Regions from separate parts of the Mus musculus genome. Here regions 1 and 2 are each linked to region 3. The links are chromatin loops, found by intact Hi-C in ENCODE. Cell type or tissue: heart. All regions are shown on one strand.

Region 1 (2,500 bases), 150 kb before region 3:
CTCTTAACCACTGAGGCATCTCTCAGCCCTGAGAATATATTCTTTATAAAATTTTCTTTCAGGAGTTTGGGAGATAGTTCAGTTGATAAAGAGCTTGCCATACTAGCATGAAGACTCGAGTTTAATCCCTAGAACCTTCCTAAGAAGATAGGTACATATAATCTCAGTGCTTGGGGCTTGCTAGCTGGCCAATGTAGCCTTCCTGGTGAGTTCCAGATCTCAGAAAGAGAGAGAGAGAGAGAAACCTTGTTTCGAAAAACAAGGTAGATCACTCCTGGGAAATAACACCCAGGATTGACTTCACATGTGCACACACATAGCAAATAAAGTAAAACATGGATATCAAGTCTGTTCTGTAGATCACTTTGTCCCTTGTGATTCATTGTCCCAACACAATCTCTAACCTCGATTCCTAAGTGGAAAGGGTGGAATGTGGTATTGGTTTGTCTTGCCATTTGTTTAACAAGAGCCCAGTGATGCCCATTATGTACCAACTTGTATTTTAGGTGCAGTGGAAGGCAGAGCAGTGACTGAAATAGATCCCCTCAGAAAGGTGTCATATTTTACCGGAGACAGAAATGGTAAGAGCTGAAGAGATGGCTCAGTGGTAAAGAGCACTGACTGACTCTTCCAGAGGTCCTGAGTTCAATTCCTAGCAACCACATGGTGGCTCACAACCATTTGTAATGGGATTGGATACCCTCTTCTGGTGTGTCTGAAGATAGCTAGAGTGTACTCATATAAATAAAATGAATATTTAAAAAATTTTTAAAAAGTGAAATGCAGTTGGGCAGTGGTGGCACACGCCTTTAATCCCAGTACTTGGGAGGCAGAGGCAGGTGAATTTCTGAGTTGGAGGCGAGCCTGGTCTACAGGGTGAGTTCCAGGACAGCCAGGGCTATACAGAGAAACCCTGTCTAGAAAAAAGAGAGAGAGAGAGAGAAAGAAAGAAAGAAAGAAAGAAAGAAAGAAAGAAAGAAAGAAAGAAAGAAAGAAAGAAAGAAAGAAAGAAAGAAAGAAAGAAAGAAAGAAAGAAAGAAAGAAAGGAAGAAAGAAAGAAGGAAGAAAGGAAGAAGAAAGAAAGAAAGAAAGGAAGGAAGAAAGAAAGAAATGCATTAGTAAATTATACAGTTATTCACTGAGGAATAACTGAACCAAGACTTAAGGAGAATGACATCAGCACCTGGTCAGTACCTTCCCAGAAGAGAGGCCATGTGTCAAAGGCTCTGAGGAGGAGCAAGCAGGTGAAATTAGGCAAGTGCAGGATTTCAGTATGGTCAGAGGTCAGCTTCAAGGAAAACAGGAAATGATGTCAGGGGTGACAAGACTAGAGTCCATAAATTCTAGGGATCTCTGGCCTATCTGGATACCAGAAATGTAGAAAGGAACTCGTTTGAATGGGTGCAAAGCAGTAGAGGAGCTACCCTGGTCCCACCAAAATGTAACCAAACAAATAAATGTGCGGTTATAAGTTTTCCACTTATATGTAAACAGTGCCCTCTAGTGGCCTTATCTCTAGTAACACCAACAAAGTTCTCTGTAAAACATTCTATTCTCACACACATGTGTAAAGGTCAGAGGACAACTTCTGGAAGTTGGTTTTCTCCTCCCATTTGGGTCTTTATCAGCTCAGACATCTCGCCAGCCTCTTTGTAAAATATTGCACCTGGCAGTTGTGTGTAAAAAGCTGGTTCTTCATACCATGTTGACTGCTATCTTTTCATTAAGTGAGCCACTCTGGTATGTGAAACAGAACAAGAATTCTTGCAAAAGTACAGTTTTTTATGCCCTCCTTTGTTTGGAGTAATGACACAGAGACGTGGCATATTTAGGAAAATCTTCAGGCACTAACTTGGGCAGATTTCAAGCTATTCTAACCTGACTATGCTGGCCTGACCTACTTCTGAGCCACATAGCCTGTTACCTGCCATCTTACTCCAATTCTCTGTCTTCATTCATGTCCTGATAGAACTCTCCACCTTCTACCTGAGACCCCCTCTCTCTCTTTGTCCAGGCACAGAAATCCCACCTTATCCTCTCTCTCTCCTTCCCAGCTATAGGCTAGTCAGCTCTTTATTTAACCAATCAGGAGTTGATAGAGAACAATGTTTTACAAAATACTGAGTCATTCCAAAGTCTAGACTGCAGTCAGATCTCTGGGTACAGAAATCAGCACATGAATACACAGTGCACATGAGTACAATGCACATGAATCACAGTGCACATGAATCAAGTGCACATGAATACACAGTGCATGAAAACACCCCCAACAAATTCTGATCCATCACATTTTCCACCATGCTGGATTAATTCACATAAACCCATATAATATTTTATCTGACTTCTGAACAGTAAGTTGTGATTTTGTTTTGTCCTAACATGTCAGCTATCTTTGGGAAGACTTCATGATTTGGGGTTATAGAGAACAACACACAGGTCAATGTCTCCTTCAGAGTTAGTGCAACAAGGACAGCACCCAGAGTCCAGACAGTTTCTACTA
Region 2 (2,500 bases), 150 kb before region 3:
TCCAATAAGCCTAGACAGCCCCACCCATCCATTTCTGCTGTCTGCAGCATGTGTTGCCCTTCTGCTGAGCTGGCTCCACTCTATGTGGGAGGCTTTCTTTAGCAGATGTCCCACAGTCCTGGCGTCTGTAGTATCCTGGGATCCCCATTGCAACATCGTAAGCTTTACCTTCACAGCTCTATGGGGTGGCCTTTCAAGCCACTTGCAGGAATGTGACACTGCTACACATGGCCTGGCCCCAGCAGCTCTGTGGGACATTGGTGCAAGCTGTCACGGTCCCATAACTTCTGCATTTCTCATGTTTACAACCGCCACAGTCAGTGCTGCCCAGTTCTCTGCCAGTTCACATTGCAGGCTGACTCCCTTCTACAGTAGTGATGATGACCTGAGCCTCAGTGGTTGAACCAGGTCCCTAAGCCGTTCTTTTAGGGCAGAGAACCCCTCAGTAGTACTGTCAGCGCGGGCTCTTCTTCAGGTGGACTTATATCTCCTTAAGCCCGAGCCTCCAGTCTTGGGGTCCTGTCCTCCAAGCACCTCACCTCCTTAGCAGTCACATCGTCCTTCTCTGCACAGGACTTGTCTGTAGAATTTGCTCACACCCTCTTTTTTGCTATGTCATGTCTCTGCCCTCCCTCTGACTGCACGGCTGATGGGGAAGAGTGAATTGTAACCATGCACAGCTTGTACTAACGTTACCTGTGTTACCTGTTGTGAGACGGCTTCGGCCTGACAACCTAGTCCATTACCTTTGAGTTCAACCTTGCTTTTTTTTTTTTTTTTTTTTTTTTTTTTCTCCAGGAGGTGGGCATAGTGTAGCCAGATTCTTTGTCAGAGTGTGACACTAATGGTCAGTAGCCCTGTTCCCACTTAAGTCCTGTTCTCCTTTATGCCTCAGGAGCCAGGCTTCCACAGTTTGTGTGTTTCTCCTGGCATTCTGGTCTTCCTGGGTTTTTGTTGTTGTTTTGTTTTTTTCTTTATTTCATTTCAAATGCTATCCCCTTTCCTAGTTTCCTCTCTGAAAATCCCCCCTCCCCCTGCTCCCCAACCCACCCACTCCCGCTTCCTGGCCCTGGCATTCCCCTGTACCGGGGCATATGATCGTCACAAGACCAAGGGCCTCTCCTCCCACTGATGGCCGACTAGGCCATCCTCTGCTACATATGCAGCAGCTAGAGACACAAATCCCACCATATGTTTTCTTTGATTGGTGTTTTAGTCCCAGAGAGCTCTGGGGGTTCTGGTCTTCCTGTTAAGCTCCGATTCTTTAGGAAGTTCCTTATAACCCACAGCAAATAACGTGGGGGCGGGGAGGGGGGCATTGGATGAACAAGCAGCCAGGAGAAAAGTGTTCTCTTTAGTCCTGTTTTTTGTGAAAACAAAAACAATTTCCACAAAGACTTCTAGTATTTATTTTTATATTTAAGGGAAAAGGTTCTAGAAGATATTACAGTATTCACCTCAAAGTTGAAGTGAGAAAATTGGCATTTTGAGAGGACCAGAGAAGCCTTGTATATGCTAGGCAAGCTGTCTGCCACCAGGTGGCACCCTAGCCAACCTTTCATCAGGGCATCTTACTTCCATGATTAATATAAAAACATGGTGAGTTTACATGCTTTTGTGACTCAGTGCCAGTCAGCTTCCCAGTAACAGTTGAAGCAGAGAGCGAGGCTTCTCTTCCTGTACTGTAATGATCCCTTGCAGCTCACTGTATGCCCACTGGACCACGAGTTATAGAGTTCTATGTTATTCAACGTTGCATTGCCCACATTCCCTACTCTTGCTATAACTTCAGTGTGCTTAGTAGACCTTAACAAGCATTAGCAACTCCCAATGGAGGAGCTAGAGAAAGAACCCAAGGAGCTAAAGGGATCTGCAACCCTATAGGTGGAACAACATTATGAACTAACCAGTACCCCGGAGCTCTTGACTCTAGCTGCATATGTATCAAAAGATGGCCTAGTCGGCCATCACTGGAAAGAGAGGCCCATTGGACACGCAAACTTTATATGCCCCAGTACAGGGGAACGCCAGGGCCAAAAAGGGGGAGTGGGTGGGCAGGGGAGTGGGGGTGGGTGGGTATGGGGGACTTTTGGTATAGCATTGGAAATGTAAATGAGCTAAATACCTAATAAAAAATGGAAAAAAAATAAAAAAGAAAAAAAACAAGCATTAGCAATATTTTTATTTATTTTGATATTGGGTCTCACTGTGTATGTAGCTCCAGTCTGGACTTGAACTTGTGGTCCTGCCACATCTGCCTCCTGAGTGCTCACAGCACTAAGCCCAGCTGAGTTAACCTGTCTTTTGTAGACTGAAGTTGCTTTCCAAATACTAGATATGAGAACTCTATTGCAGAGCTTTCTGGGGGCCCGCTTGAGGTTTAATTATAAAGATGGGGAGACATCTGTATAGTACAAGGCAGTCTCTCAGCTAGCTTCTAACCTACCTCTACTTCCCTGCCATTGCATCCCGCTATGCATGTCTCTCTCTTTCTCTCTTC
Region 3 (2,500 bases):
AAACCAGGAATGTCAGGAGGGTGACCCCGGAAGAGTCATACTATGCCTTTTTGCCCATCAAGAACCTCCAGCTCGGCCCACCCGTAACGGATGGATAGGGACGACCCCCAGCCCCGGAGAGAGGGTGATTCCCAACCCCTCGTGGATTGGGACCCAGGGAGAATGACCAAAGGCCCTCTGTCCACCAAGATTCACGGCTCTGCTCACTGTCCCCCATCTGGGATGAGCCCACCGAGAGTGAAACCCTGACCCTTCCACTGAGATAGGGTGACCAGGGAAAATGACCACCCAGGAGGATGGCCCTGGAGGGTCATGATCCCTCAAAAGTGGCTCCCTAGAGTGATCCCTGGAAACGTGACCCCGAGAGGATTATTATCTTCAAGGGTGGCCCCTGAAAGGATGACCCCGGGTCCTGCGCCCATAAGGACTCCCAGCTCTGATCCGCCCACGCGTCCGGGATCGGTCCCCGCGACTGGAGCTAGCGGCTGCAGGGGTGACCTCGGTGCCCACGGCGTACCTGGCGGCTGCGGGCCCCCAGGGCTGTCTGGCTGCTGTGCGCCGGACGCCGCGAGGCTCTTGCGCTCCTTCTGCGACTCCCTGCGGCCGCCTGCGCCAGGCCTGTGTCCTGAGGCCACAGCCGGGCTCCTGCCGCCACGGTGCCCGGCCCCGCTGGCCGCCGCCGCCGCCTCATCGCGACGCTTGCGCTGCAGCTGCTGCTGGCGCCGGTGCTCGGCCTCCCGCAGGATGTCGAACGGGTCCGACTCGTCGTCCAGCAGCTGATGGAAGCGGTTGGCCACGACGCAGCCGAACGTCTCCTGCATCGCGGCGCCCGCGGCGGCTACAGGGCTCCCCAGGGCCCCCTTCATGACGCCGCCGCTGCGGGCGCCGCGGGCAGCCCAGGCCAGTGAGGTTCAGCGAAGCCGCGGGCGAGGACCCATGCTGCTGCTGCTGCTGCCGCCGCCGCCGCCGCCGCCGCCGCACTCTCGGCCCCGCGGTCGGCTCCTCCCGGCCTGCGCGCCCCAGCCAATGAGCGCTGGTGGACACGCCCTTCGGCCCCGGGGCGCACGAAGACCCAATGGGAGACCGGTGTCTGTGACGTCACGCCCCACTTTATCCCCTCCCACTCTATAGCCTGTGGGCGTGGTGGTATGGGGCTTGGGCGGAGCTACCACCAGAAACTCAGGGAGGCTGCAAGCCTTCTCTCGCCGGTGTGCGCCAGTGGGGAGCCTGGTTGCACACCGCCACACTTCACCAAAATGACCTAGTCAAGAGCCTTTAAGGGCTTGCGTGTCTGGGGGAGAGCTGTAAACTGAGGGAAAGTGCCTAGAGGAGAGGCAGCGTCCTCAGCTGGGTGCTGACCCATTCAAGAAGCCTGGAGAGACTTGCGTTTCAAGAGGTGTGACAGGAACAAGAGACCAAAACAACCCATTCAAGTGCAAAGAAACAACCCCAGACCCACTGTGATGTTGTGATGAGTGCGGGAGCGGACAGGGTGAGGTTTAGATAGCGGTTGTTTTTCTTTTGAGACATTCAGTTAAGGCCTGGCTTCTGGGGAATGAAACTCCAAATTAGATGTCATGCTTGCTGGCGAGTGCCTTTGCTCTCTGAGCCATCACTCTCCTGAAAATTAATTTTGTAAGTTAGCATTCAAAGTAATGGTTCTTATGGTATGTTTGTGTGTTTATATGTGTGTGTATATATACATGTTTATGTCATTACACTTTGTTCAAAACTGTCTCCACATTGCCCTTCTCCATGATGCCATCCCTGCCTGCTGGTTCCCTCCCTATCACAAGCAGTTTTACTTCATAGAACATATGTTTTACTTCATAGAACATGTGAAAGGAATAATTAAATACAGGTGTTAAAAAAGGTCTGAGTTTTACTGTTGTCCAACTTCTCTGTGCAAAGAAATCAAAAGTGATTTTTGTCTCAAATTGTAATTTCCTGGGCTTGCCATTCAGGGACCTCAGGGGTTCTCAGTAAATTGTCAGATGGCTAGAGATTTTAAGATAGGTGGCCACTTCTTTCTTTGAATTAAAGATTAGAGCCTGTATTTTTCTAGCCAAAATTGGAAATAGGTATTCAGATGAAAACTCGTATTATTCTCAGAGGTGCTATTCACAATAGCCGGGAGGAAGAAGCAGTCCAAATGCCCATTAACTGGGTGATGGATGAATAAGATGTGCTACAACAGAAGCTAGGATGGGGTGGGGGGAGGGCAGAAAAAGAACAAGTGTTAGCACACACTACAAAACAGGTGAACCTTGGACCATTGTGTGAAGAAAGCTTAGATGATGTCAGGGATAGGGATAGTTTTAGTTACCTTCGCATTGCTGCACCCACAATACCATAATTTTGCAAATATGACATCAAAGGCACAAGCAAAATTGCACTTTATCAAACTTAGGATCCCGTCATCAACAACTTACGAGGCAAAGATTTATCTGGTGCCCAGTATCAGAGGAATTTAGTCCACCTTGGCAAGAAGACATGGTGA

What was found. Peaks named below come from ENCODE experiments on the same cell type or tissue, not always from the same donor. Only the 100,000 strongest peaks of a DNase experiment are listed, where the experiment ranks them.
Region 1: a loop joins it to region 3, with 2.8 times the contacts of the local background. A loop is called at or near these places in 11 of 42 quality-filtered maps.
Region 2: a loop joins it to region 3, with 4 times the contacts of the local background. A loop is called at or near these places in 12 of 42 quality-filtered maps.

Annotation. Positions count from the first base shown.
Region 1 is chr13:64,314,662-64,317,161 of GRCm38, reverse strand. It overlaps Gm31128 (a long non-coding RNA gene), which reads left to right. Exons shown (of 3, transcript XR_382570.2): 3 at 507-612. Among named protein-coding and RNA genes, the nearest start is that of Prxl2c, 3.2 kb to the right of the region's middle. In heart, a CTCF peak has its summit at 1,501 (motif pointing left); no DNase peak of the experiment used is centred here.
Region 2 is chr13:64,305,361-64,307,860 of GRCm38, reverse strand. The region is part of intron 4 of Prxl2c (peroxiredoxin like 2C); the gene reads left to right. Among named protein-coding and RNA genes, the nearest start is that of Prxl2c, 6.1 kb to the left of the region's middle. In heart, a CTCF peak has its summit at 1,526 (motif pointing right); no DNase peak of the experiment used is centred here.
Region 3 is chr13:64,160,352-64,162,851 of GRCm38, reverse strand. Habp4 (hyaluronic acid binding protein 4) reads right to left here and starts at 986. Exons shown (of 8, transcript NM_019986.3): 1 at 518-986. The coding sequence starts at 866. In heart, no CTCF peak of the experiment used is centred here; DNase peaks (open chromatin) are centred at 311 and 1,041; H3K4me3 peaks cover 1,732 bases; H3K27ac peaks cover 1,574 bases.